Regions from separate parts of the Homo sapiens genome. Here region 2 is linked to region 1. Evidence: chromatin loops called from intact Hi-C (ENCODE). Cell type or tissue: ovary. All regions are shown on one strand.

Region 1 (2,500 bases):
TGAAGATGGGTTTGGCCTGCCCTGGGCAAGGACAGGGTGGGACTGTTGAGGCCGGGCAGGGTGACGAGGACATGCCCTGTCCTAGCGAATGCCTATAACCTCTTCGTGGGTGCAGTGAGTTGAGTAGGGGACCCCAAAACTCATGTCTACCTGTAGCCTCCAAATGTGGCTTTATTTGGAAGCAGACTCTTTGCAAATATCATTAGTTAAGAATCTCAAGATGAGATCATCCTGGATTTAGAGTGGACCCTGAATTCAACGACTGGTATCTGTATAAGAAGAGAAGAGGACACAGAGAAGAGGCCACGTAGGACAGAGGCAGGGATTGGAGTGATGCAACCACAGGCCAGGGAGTGCCATGAAAGCTGGGACAGACCCCCCCTTCGGAGCCTTGAAAGCAGCCAAGCCAGCCAGGGCCTTGGCTTAGGGTTTTTGGCCTCCAGACAGGGGAGGATGCGTTTCTATTGTTTTAAGAACCCTGGTTTGCAGGGCCTTGTTCCAGCAGCCCCAGGACCCTCCTACAGCGGCTGTCCCTTTCCGGGGCTGCTGGAGAGTAACGGAGGGAGGCCTTGTGGGCAGGGTGGGGGACCATGTTCCGAGAACCCTGGAGTCCCCAGGGACTGACTGTGTGGGGCCTGATGCTGCTTTTTCAGTGAGCAGGACCAGTGACTAGATGCTCATCCACTCCTCTCTCTGCACCTGAGCGTCTCCTGCTGCAGGGGGTTGAACCAGAGCTGTGCTTTTCAAGCTGGGTTTCCCAGCACACCCATAGGGGCCTGGGAGTCAGAATGCCTCGGTGCCGCCCTCCAACCTCCTCCCTCCTGCTGCCTAGAGAACTCTTAGTCATCCTTTACGGCCCATTTCCAGTGCCCCTCTCTGGAGGTGCTGGCCTGAGCTATCAGGGTCCTTAGAGCTCCAGGCATCCCCCACCCCTGTAGGCCAGCTCCTGCTCCCAGCCCAGGCTCTCGCATGGCCCCCTGCAGGGTTTGTGGATCAGAAGCAGCAATCTCAGGCCCCGAGGCCCTGAGTCATTCACACACACAGGCACACATGCACCCATATATACATGCACAGCAACATGCACACCCCCCCACATAAACATGCACACATATGCATACATGGCACACACACATGCATGCAGACATATGCATGCACACACACAGCACATATGCACAGTGCACACATGCACACAACACGCCCACACACAGGTGCACACCCCCCCGCACACATGAACATGCACACATATGCATACATGGCACACATGCACACGCACACATATACACACACGGACACATGCACGCATACACATGGCACATATACACAGTGCACACATATGCACACATGCACACAACACGCCCACACACAGGCGCGCGCGCGCGCGCACACACACACACACACACACACACGCCTGCACACTCACCCCCACCACCTCGCCCCTCCAGGCAGGCTGACAGCTCAACTGCACCCTCTAGTGGCTGGCTTGAGGCACCACGGCCAGGCTGCTGCTTGTTGAGTTTCGGGTTGGGTCCAGGCCACCTGGGGGTGCAGTGGATGAGAGCGGCACACCCCACCTCAGTCACACTTGGAGCCCCCTTTGCCAGGAGACCCTGCTTGGCCTGCCCAGCCAGGCGCTGACACCATACGGGGGCTGGGGGCTCTGGCCACATCTGCCCAGGGAGCTAAGTCGAGGCAGGGGTCGGGGAGACCGTGGGCAGGATGGCCTTGTCCTTAGCTGCCACCACCCAGGGCAGCTGGGGCTCCTCCAGGGAACTCTCAGGGCCATGGCAAGAGCCAGGGCAGGCTGGGGTGGCCTCACTCCAGGCCTCGGGCCAGGACTGGCTCTGCCCCTGCAGATGCAGGGAATCTGTCACCTGGGCCTTCGCTGATTCCCTGCAGGGCCTTGGGCAGCTACGCCCAGACCAAACGAGGCAGGGGGAACTGGCAGGCAGCTCCAGGACAACGCACCTGGCCTGCCCCTTCCTGAGAGCTGCAGGGAGTTCCGAGGGCTGACGCCACCGCCGCGGAGCCTGCTCCTGTAGCTGTGGTTGGGGCTGGGGTAGGGTGCCCGGCGTGGCTGTGGTTGGGACTGGGGTAGGGTGCCCGGCGTGGCTGTGGTTGGGACTGGGGTAGGGTGCCCGGCGTGGCTGTGGTTGGGACTGGGGTAGGGTGCCCGGCGTGGCTGTGGTTGGGGCTGGGGTAGGGTGCCCGGTGTGGCTGTGGTTGGGGCTGGGGTAGGGTGCCTGGCGTGGCTGTGGTGGTGGGCTCTCCTGGAGGCCCCTCTGCAGCATGGTCTTGGGGCCCAGCCTGGTCCTCCTGGCCACAGGAGGTTCTGAGAGCGCCCCAGAAACCCCTCCGTGAATTCCTTTTCTGCCTGAACTGGTCAGAGCTGGGGTCTGTTGCTGCAACGAAGAGGCCCCCGAAGCGGCCCCTCCCCCACCCTAGGAGCACGGGGCTCATTCTCCAGCAGACCGGAAGCCTTGTCTATCTTCTTCCTGCTGCA
Region 2 (2,500 bases), 270 kb after region 1:
CCCTGGGGCAACCTCCGCTCAGGACTGTCCCACTCAGCTGCCGGTCCGTGCCTCTGCACTGGTCACTGGGTGGACGGCAGACGCATGGCATCCCAGGACACTGCACAGGGAACAGCTAGCTCCAGGTCACCTGAATGCCATTCTCAACTGGCCCTCTCCTCCCAGGGATAGGCCAGCGGGGAACGAGGAGTGACCAGAACCCAGGACTCCCGCCCTCATCTGACAGCCACTTAGCCCACTTCCCACTGGGGACTCTTCCTTGGAAGGTTGCTCTGGAAACCCCCTACTGTGTGGGGTAACCTCGCCGGGCACCCCACCCTGGCCGAGCACTGCCATGCCACACAAGAAGGATGGAACCTTCCTCCCCAAGCTGGGGTGGGGCAGGGGCTGGGGGAGATGGAAGGCCCTGCACCGCCCCCAGCCTCCCTGCCACTCCCCACACCTGGGAGATGCTCAGGACCCCCATGTAGCCACGGCCGCTCCCCCCAGCTTCTTACCAGGTCGAGGACAGATGGGGACGGACGCTGCTGCCTCGGCACCTGCTGATTAGTGCGGCCCACCCTGAGGGGCGCCCCTGTTCCCCAAGGTGGTTGGGAGGGCACTCGCGGGTCCTGGGGAAGTTGGATGGCCCTGGGAATGGCGGGTCCTGGAGGGTGCGGGAGCCTGAGGGGGAACTTGGGGGTCTTAGGTTAGACCGGGGCCTCCCCGCGTGGGGAGGGCGCAGCAGACTGTACCTGGGGGCGCATTGGCCGTCGTCAAACTCGAAGGTCCGGTTGGTGTAGCCCCCGCCGCGCGCCTCCCGGCAGACGCCCCCCGGGGTCCGCGCCCCGTCAGGGAGTGGCATGCGGCCTGGCAGCTCGGACCCGACCCGAGGGAGAAGCGAGTGGGAGCCGCCACCTTCTTCCCTCGCGTTGCCCTGAAAAACATTTTTTTTTTCCTCGCAGATTAGCGAGGAAAAGACGCCAGTTCCAGGGTCGGGTGCAGGCGTCTGTCCGCGCGCGCCCCCTGCCGGCCGCGCCGGGACCCGCGGCGGCTCTGGCCCAGGCTGGGACGGGGGTGCGGGGTAGGGAGGGCGATCCGCTCCCGCCGCGGCCCTCTGAGCCCTCAAAACTCCGAAAAACAGGACGGGGTTCGTCAATGGCTAGAAAAGCCCAAGCGCGCCGCCACCGGGCCCTACACCCCTGGGAGGGCTCCGTGGTGGGCGGGGGCTCAGGGGGCTCTGGGTCCTTGGCGGGCAGCAGGGCACATGCGCTGCTCGGACCGCCAGCGTCCAGCCGCTGCGCCCAGGGACCGTCAGCACCTCCCGCTTGTGCTGCTCTGCCGTGGTCAACACTGGTCATTGAACACAAGCCAGATTCAAGACGACTCCCCGCCCCCCCGCCCCCACACCCCCCGCAGGCTGCGGCATCTGTGGGTGGGCGCCACATCCTGGGCTTGGCCTGGGGGAGGGGGATGACTGCACCCCGCCCTGTGCTCTCACCCAGACGGGCACACACAGCACCTTTAGACGGGTGGGGAGGGGCCCCAACTTAAGATGCTGCAGGCCAAAGACTAGGAAGCAGAGGGTCCCCCTGCGGGCCCCCTTTCCCGTGCACGTGCTCACACTGTTACACATGCGTCACCCTGGCTCAGCCTCACACAGAGCTCTGGAGAACTGCGATTTCTGTCCCCAGAGCTTTGTTGGTTTGCAGGGTGGACCAGGCCCCTCACTAAGCCAGGACTGTGCCCACGAGGGCCAGGGGGAGGGCCAGGTCCATTTGGAGGGCGCATGCCATGTACTTTGTGGTCCCTGGCCTCCCCAGTGTCTCTCCAGAGGGTCCTTCCCTGTTTCTCCAGGAGGCAGCAGGCTGAACACAGATGCTTTTGAGGGGTGGGTGGGGAACACTCGGGGAAGTCTAGGATGCTAAGTCCCCAGCAGAGGTTCAGCCTGTGCCCCCGCCACACAGCTCGTGGGCATCTTGGGGGTTTTTCCTCAGGTCCCTAGATTGGCCGGTGCTGCTGCCGGGGTCCCACCACCCCTGGGCGGGTGCCGCCGGGGCAAGATGGTGGCCTTTCTGCCAACGCCCTCCTGCCTGGGGAACTCAGAAAAAACTGAGAGGCCGCACCATCTGCATCTGTGATTAATTAGCAGTAATTACACGTGTTGTCAACGGCAGGAGAGTCACAGGTTTGATGACATTCCGAGGGCTTTAGGGAAACAAAAACTTGGCCCCACTCTGCCACTGAGGAGCCCCAGATCGCCAGCCCGTCCATCCCTCCCTGGCCAGGGGCAGGGCCGGGAGAGGGGCCCAGGTCCCCGAGAGCTTTTGCCCTCCTCTCCAACCCCGTCCTCCTCCATGTCTGACCTGCAGCCAAGGCTGGGCGGAGCAGGGATGGAGACACCACCTTATATTACATAACCTCCCTCTGCTCCAAACACCCTTCACCCATCTTTGGCCCAAAGTCCAGGATGCCAGCCCGAGGCCCAGAGCCGCGCCTTCTCCACAGGAGACTGGGGCAC

What was found. A loop is a pair of places that touch in the nucleus more often than their neighbours do. Peaks named below come from ENCODE experiments on the same cell type or tissue, not always from the same donor. Only the 100,000 strongest peaks of a DNase experiment are listed, where the experiment ranks them.
Region 2: a loop joins it to region 1, with 2.3 times the contacts of the local background. A loop is called at or near these places in 9 of 110 quality-filtered maps.

The regions. Positions count from the first base shown.
Region 1 is chr9:135,966,690-135,969,189 of GRCh38, reverse strand. No RefSeq gene overlaps it. Among named protein-coding and RNA genes, the nearest start is that of UBAC1, 6.6 kb to the right of the region's middle. RefSeq lists an enhancer at 106-739. In ovary, a CTCF peak has its summit at 1,460 (motif pointing left); a DNase peak (open chromatin) is centred at 1,459.
Region 2 is chr9:135,700,603-135,703,102 of GRCh38, reverse strand. KCNT1 (potassium sodium-activated channel subfamily T member 1) reads right to left here and starts at 918. Exons shown (of 31, transcript NM_020822.3): 1 at 735-918. The coding sequence starts at 844. It also overlaps a transcript of SOHLH1 not described here. RefSeq lists a silencer at 990-1,119. In ovary, a CTCF peak has its summit at 1,004 (motif pointing left); no DNase peak of the experiment used is centred here; H3K4me3 peaks cover 552 bases; H3K27ac peaks cover 382 bases.